3 separate regions of the Mus musculus genome follow, and regions 2 and 3 are each linked to region 1. Evidence: chromatin loops called from intact Hi-C (ENCODE). Cell type or tissue: heart. All regions are shown on one strand.

Region 1 (2,500 bases):
GTGGAGTAAGAATTTGTCTTTTTAAAAAAATTGGAGAAGGGAAGAGAGCAAAAACAAGAAAGTGAGAGAGAGCAAGAGAGAATAAATTTGCTGAGGTGTTATACTGTATATAAATTCACCCACCATGAATGTATGCTCAATGTCTATGAAATTCGGAGCATCACAAGCATCTTGCAAAAATACTTAGAGGCCAACACTGTACATAAAGTTCAAGTGATGAGGGAGGGCAGTGAACGGGATAAAGTGGGCAGAGTTAGAAAAGCAGTAACTATCATGCAGTATGGCCCAAGAGTCAGTGGTTCCATACATGTTCCTCCAACAGCATGTGATTAGATGCCATGCAGTCAGTGTCACAACAGGCATGCAGATTGCACTGAACTCACTTCTTTCTGCCCCTTCTCTTCTGTGCTTCTGTAGCAGCAATTTGCGTAGAGCTCTGCTGTGTCTCTAGGGTATACTGCATCACGCAGGGAACAAACTTACTGCATTTTAGAGTCCATGAAAAAAAGCCTTCAGGGGACAAAATTCATCCTGGAAGAAGGTAAAAGACATGGATGAGACAAAGAGCAGGAGGCCGTTCCAAATGGACTGTGGAGTAGACAAAGGGAGCACTAACCCAGAGCTAGAAATAGTCATGCTTGGTCATTTGAGGTGGAGTCACAGAGGGAAGAAGACGAATGGGGGTGGGGCAAGACTGACTTCAACAGTGCAGCAAGAAGGAGGAATTTGCAAGCCAGACTGAGCAATGCAATGATGTAACTACCCCAGGCAGCCTGGCTTGCAGGAAGGCTTCTCTTGCCAAAAGGTTGAAACAAGGGGATTGCAATTAACTAAGAGAAAGTGGTTCTCTTTTAAAGCTTTCCCCATTCTAGCTAGAAGCATATGGCCCTGGCAAGAGTCCCTGCTTTTTTTTTTTTCTTCTTTCCTGGAGCATCCTGTGTCCCTTCTTTGCTGCAAATTGTTCAGGAAGAAACAAAAAACGGCAGTCAGGCTGCCTGAAAGAATAATCATTAGCCGATGCTGCCATCTCCAGGAACCTGCCTGCTAATAACCAGCATACTATAGCAGGCCAGCTTCAAACAGTAATGCTCTCCCTGCCCCCTACACAGCTGCTGCACTGGCTGAATTGGCTTATCCAGCTTGAAATTTGACTGCACAGCTGGAGGAAAGGAGAAGCTGCCCAGGGCTTCAAGAATCTGTGACTTTCAGCTGCCTTCTCTTTTCTCTGGTCTGCCAGGAATGTGTAGCACAAGTTCTATAAAGGAGGAGAAGTGTTTGTTTGCTGGTGCAACCATAATGTCTTTAACAGTTCTAGAGGCTAAAAGTAGAAGATCAGAGTGCCAATAGGCGTGGATGCCTCTGAGATTTCCAGGGTGGACAGAGGCCGGTTCATTGTATGGCTTTGACACATTCCCAATCTTTGCACATGCTGATCTCTTCTTAGAACTCCAATCAAATTGGCTTAAGGCCCAACCTAATAACCCCATTTTAACCCAGTCATCTGAAAAAGGCCTATCTTCAAACACAATGGCATTCTAAGATATTGGAACTTAGGATGTCAAAGTATGAATAGGCACAGGGCAATTAAATACAAAGTACCATAGTGTTAACTGAATGCTTCTTCTTTTTTTTTTTTTTTTTTTTAGTTTTCATCTTTTTTTTTTATTACGTATTTTCCTCAATTACATTTCCATTTGTTTCCACATTAGTACCATATGTAGGTAGATATGCTGTGCCTGGTATGTACCCAAACTTGTAACTGCCAAGAAAAAAAAATAGGTATTTAGCATAAAGAAATTGTACAAAAGTTAAAATAAGGTGAGCATGCACTAGCATGTAGCTAGTGCATTTATTCTTTTAATTTTATAAAACTTATTATTTTTAAAAACTTCCAAATAAATAAAAACATCACAAACCAAAGTAAACCAGACCCAAAGGCTATAGAACTCAGTGAACTTCTCTACAGTTGGAACAGGCATTAGGAACAAGGCTGTGTAGCTTCATGTGGAATTTTACACATTTTTTATATTGAGTTAATTTTATGCACTTATTAACCACCCAAAAAATCCATGACAGATTAAACCTAGAAAGAAAAGGAGCTTTATATCCTCTTTCATAACTCCTGCCATTACCTGCATTTTGTCCTTCCTCATCCCCATATATATAGTATTTTTCTCCTTTCCTTATACCTTACAGTATGACACAAGTGTACGATTTGAAGGCTAGGAGGATCTGATAGTCTTAGTCTGTAAGACTGCTACTATAATTTTGGGTGTATTTTATGTTTTTTAATTATGTGTTTGTGCATATGTACCTATGGAGGCCAGAGTTGCCAAATGCTCCTAGAGCTGTATTCCTGGTAGTTGTGAGCCACCTGGTGTGGGAACTAGGAACTAAACTCTTCTACAAAGAGCACTGAATGCTCTTATCCACGGAGTCACCGCTGCAGCCCTGCTTGCTGTTATTTAATGGACTAAACTATTCTTGTTAACTGGATAGT
Region 2 (2,500 bases), 410 kb before region 1:
GCGATGCCAGTCTTAAGTCTGACCAAGGTGTGGGTTTAATCTGCAGAACCTGCTGAACGCTTGTGTGCCTGTGTTGTTTATGGGAGCTAGAAAAGAAAGTGAAAGGGCTGCCAGTTTCTCCATTTTCCCCCTCTGAAGTCACCTATGTATCACGTTTCTGCCGTAATGCAGGGGAAAGCCCACTACCAGTACAGCAACACTTTCCTTTCCAAAGGATTCTCCTCCTCTGGAGAGAGTGAGAAAGTGAGACAGGGCCATCTCACCAAAATCTGTGAGCTTTGCTCCACCTCGCCGCTTTGGTGCCTTCGCCTTGACAGAGCCTTGGTCGAGTAAGATGATCTGCCCACAGCTGGTCTCCTACACTTAGAACAAATTGGAAGCAGGAGAACTTGGGGAAGGAATTTGGTTTCACTAAAAATAGCTGCAATATAGACCCTGTGACTTACCACTCCTCAGAACAGTCGGATATGAACAGAGCAGGGTCCACTGGCCACTGAAAATCTTCTGCATTTGTTTTTCTTGCTTGAAGCCCTTAAAGCCAAGGGGAACTTTAGGACTTGAGGGTACTTTGGCCCTGATGCAGACTCTTGGAAACCTCAGAAACGCATGGTGACGATATGACCAAGAATCTTCCTGGCCTCAGGAGTGCATGACCGTTGGCACTGATAGAATCCAGGCCCTTTAAGCTTTGGTTCATGGTGGGACCTTCTTTGCTCCTCACCACCAGGCCCGTTGCATCTCCACTTCTAAGGTAGGTGAAATCAAAATCATCCGGGGAAATGCTTCAGGAATTGGGGTCCTGTTGTGTGACACAGGCCCAGGTTTCCTCTGTCTGGGACAGGGAGACAAATGTCAGGGCAGGACAGAACCTACAAATGAAAGTCTGTGCTCCTAAAACACCCACAAAGCCATGATAGCATGTGGGAATTAGCTCTTTTCATTTCACCTTCCCACCACAAAAGCAAATGATTAGTCAGCAAGAAAACACTTAAACTGATCAACTTAACTTTCTCTCAATGTCTGTACCCAGATCTGCTTATTCCGACTACTTACATTGTCTCTCTTCTCCCACTACTGGGTGAATTTGAATTTGTCCTAGGACATTGTTTATCTATAGTCACCTTTTCTGCTATGTAACAACGAAATATAATCTAGAGTAGACCAAAAATGGATCCCTATAGTTCAAGTCTGTAGGAAAGATCCATTCGAACTAAGATTCGCAAAATACTTGATTGGATTATATTTCCTTCCTGAAATGCTGCAGTTAAGACAGATTTCTAGTTTCTAGACTGTTCAGAGCAATGGGCCTTGAGGAAGGAGTGGGAACTGAAGGGGAACTGGGAATTTTTGGATGAGAGGTTAGGATCCACTGGGAAAAAAATTATCAGTTTCGCTAATAAAAGGCTCAGGTTGGCATTTCAGCATTTTGCTAAGCAAACTCCTCGGCTAGATCCTTACTTGCCAACAATGATGTTTTCATAGAAATGAAGATATGCTTTTATAAGTGTTACACTTTCTTTAAATGAAAATGACACTCTTAAAATACCACGAATCTTGTGTCAAAAACCCTCCTGACTCAGAATTGCCTTTGTTTACTTTTACAAACAAATTAGACAAATACTTAAACATTGTATGTGTCCTCTCCACATCTATTCATTTTGCCTTCTATCTTTAAGATAGACACATGTGTCCAAATAACAAATATGAAATTTTGAACTCACAAAAATCATCCTAAATGTTATATAATCTGATCCTCATTAAAGCATGAGTCTCAATAAATGACTATCTAGTCTACCTGTGCTAGTGCTTCTCCTTTTCCTGCAACCTCAAAATGACCACATTATCCAGGTTCAGCCTTCTGCTCAGTATCACATCTTACTAACACTTTTTACTTTCATTCAGTATCATCTTGAGGCTCATTTCCTGTGTTGTAAGACTAAGTGAAACTTGAACATTCATAGTTATTTTTCCCTTGTTACTTTTAGTGCAGCCATATGGCATTACTACCACTAGGCACAAAATCATGTAGTATTTTATTAAAGTTGTCAAGGGTTTGCATTTACCATAGGTATGTATTTTATGGAAATGCTATGGAGAACATAAATTCCTTTTCTTTCCCTGAACAAGGAGATTTACTGCAAGTTACTTACAAATATTGCCCTTATGCCTAGTACTTTGACCAAGTGCATCTAATAATCAAAGTCCTATGTACAAAACCAACGTTTCACAAATGTATCCATCAGTAAAGAAATGGGTCCCCAATTCAAACATTAACAATTACCAGGCTGACTGTTCAGAAATCACCTGGGAAAAATCTGGGCTACATCCCTGGAAATTTTGACTCAGAAGTTCTGGGGTAGTGCTCTGGAAGTGAAATTTTCAGCAAGCAACCCTGGTAATTCTGATGCAACACTCGATTTGGGAAGCTCTGGAAAGGTACAGTTCTACTATGATTGTCTTGTTTGTTTAAATGTATCAATGATTTCCATTGTTTTAGAAT
Region 3 (2,500 bases), 630 kb before region 1:
TACAGTGATTGTACTTGTTTGCACTCCTACCAGCAATGAATATCTGTTTCTCTTACTCTACATCCTTGCCAGCATGAGTTATTATTTGTTTTATTGATCTTGGCCACTCTGACTGGTGTAAGATGAAATCTCTGGGTTGTTTTGATTTGCCTTTGCCTGATGACTAAGGATGTTAACATTTCTCTAAGAGCTTCTCAGCCATTTGGGTTTCATCTTTGGAGAATTCTTTGTTTAGACCTGCACTATCTATCTATCTATCTATCTATCTATCTATCTATCTATCTATCTATCTATCTATCTATACCTAATATATATATACATATACATATACATATATATATATATATATATATATATATATATATATATATATATATGTACTGGCTAGTTTTGTGTCAACTTGACACAGCTGGAGTTATCATAGAGAAAGAAGCTTCAGTTGAGGAAATGCCTCCATGAGATCCAACTGTAAGGCATTTTCTCAATTAGTGATCAAGGGGGAAAGGCCCCTTGTGGGTGGGACCATCTCTGGGCTGGTAGTCTTGGGTTCTATAAGAGAGCAGGCTGAGCAAGCCAGGTGAAGCAAGCCAGTAAAGAACATCCCTCCATGGCCTCTGTATCAGCTCCTGCTTCCTGACCTGTTTGAGTTCCAGTCCTGACTTCCTTTGGTGATAAACAGCAGCATGGAAGTGTAAGCCGAATAAACCCTTTCCTCCCCAACTTGCATCTTGGTCATGATGTTTGTGCAGGAATAGAAACCCTGACTAAGACAATATATATATATATATATATATAATTCATTACCCTCCTCTCATACATTACATCCTGATTACAGTGTCCCCTCTCTCCATTCCTTCCAGTCAGTCCCCTCTGACCCTGCCTACCCTTTTTTCTAGATCCACTCAGCTTTCATTTCCCTTTAGAAAAAAGCAGGCCTCCCAGGGATATCAACTGAACATGGATGGCATAACAAGTTACAATAAGACTAGGCACAAACCCTCATAAAAAGGCAACCCAATACTCTATTTTAAAATTAGGTTATTTGCTTTCTTGATATCTTGTTTTTTTTGTGTGTGTTCTGTATATATTTTGAATATTAGCTCTTTATCAAATGTGTAGTTCATAATAATCTTCCCCATTCTGCAGACTACTACTTTGTCTGAATTGCAGTGTCTTTTAGTATACACAAGCTTTTTTGTTTCATGAGGTCTTATTTATTAATTGTTGATCTTAGTGCTTGTTCTATCAGTGTTCTGTTCAGAAAGTCTTTTCCTTTGCCAGTAACTTCAAGACCTTTCCTCAACTTCTCTTCTCAGATTCAGTGTTTTTGGCCTTATAGATTCATACTTATCACCCTGCAAACAAACAAACAAACAAACAAACAAACAAACAAACAACTCTAAAGGGGCAATGTAGATTGTAGGGCCTTGGGCAACCTTGTGGAGAACTCAGGAACAAGGGTTTCTTTCCATAGTTGCCCCAACTGAGCTGAAATAGCCAAGATCTTTTACCCTCTCAATGAGTTTGCTCAATCACCACTTGATGGCAGCCTTGGGAAGAGCATTCTTTTGGAATTGTTCCCTATAGTGGTGATCTCAGATCAGGTACCTCTTTTCAGGTGAGGAACTTGAAAGAGGGTCACAGCCAGAGGATATGTGTCAACCATACTCTCCGCCAACATTCTGGAAGACTTCGTGAATAATGGTTATAGTTAGCAAACATCTAACAATTGAACAGTCCAAAGCAGAATTCAATGTTGACTCCAAGACTCTAGCATAAAGTGCCCTGGGACTATCTCACTTTGAGAAGGATCTAGCACAACATGGAATTTTCTTATTTAAAACTCATATTATGCAAATAATCAAAGCTATTATGGTCTCTTTCCCTTATGAAATAATAATCATAAATATTTACTATACTTGCTTTTTCTAAGAATAAAATAATATAAACATTAACACTTGGTCATTGCTTCATACCCATTCCCAAGGACATCTGGCTCATGGATAACATTCAGATATTGAAATGAATGAATGTGTGAATAAATCAATAAATGTGGTATTCTATAAATGCTTGTTTTTTAAAAATAAAAATGCAGTAGGAGGTTTTCATATATTAGCATATGTAAGCTTTGAAATGTCCCTATGATTACTATGGCTTTGTAACTTTCAAATGAGGAACTGGTAAGATTATATTGCCTATAATCAGATGAACTGGAACGAGAGCATAGAGTTTTGTTTTTCTCCTGTGCCACTTACTTTTCCTGCTTTCTGTGGAACCATACTATGTATTGACCAGGTAGTAGATTTTCTGCCAGGCCAACCTCTTGAGAATAAGGCATTCTCATTTTCTATAGCTGAGAATGATGACTATTTGATATTTATTAATAGTCTGTGTAAAAATAGATGTTCTGGGTCTAATACTCTATCTACTCTCTCAACATTTTCCTTCACAGAGACTTTTGTCAATGGAATATGCAGCAGAGAGCTGAGAAAGGAGATTC

The links. Peaks named below come from ENCODE experiments on the same cell type or tissue, not always from the same donor. Only the 100,000 strongest peaks of a DNase experiment are listed, where the experiment ranks them.
Region 2: a loop joins it to region 1, with 2.7 times the contacts of the local background. A loop is called at or near these places in 2 of 42 quality-filtered maps.
Region 3: it touches region 1 in a loop (8-fold over the local background); 3 of 42 quality-filtered maps call a loop at or near these places.

What each region holds. Positions count from the first base shown.
Region 1 is chrX:59,177,733-59,180,232 of GRCm38, reverse strand. It overlaps Gm36570 (a long non-coding RNA gene), which reads right to left and starts at 941. Exons shown (of 2, transcript XR_386938.3): 1 at 384-941. It also overlaps a transcript of Fgf13 not described here. In heart, CTCF peaks have their summits at 1,029 (motif pointing left) and 2,373; no DNase peak of the experiment used is centred here; H3K27ac peaks cover 995 bases.
Region 2 is chrX:59,583,636-59,586,135 of GRCm38, reverse strand. It overlaps a transcript of Fgf13 not described here. Among named protein-coding and RNA genes, the nearest start is that of Gm36631, 4.4 kb to the left of the region's middle. In heart, no CTCF peak of the experiment used is centred here; no DNase peak of the experiment used is centred here; H3K4me3 peaks cover 184 bases.
Region 3 is chrX:59,806,332-59,808,831 of GRCm38, reverse strand. No RefSeq gene overlaps it. Among named protein-coding and RNA genes, the nearest start is that of F9, 190 kb to the left of the region's middle. In heart, a CTCF peak has its summit at 1,539 (motif pointing right); no DNase peak of the experiment used is centred here.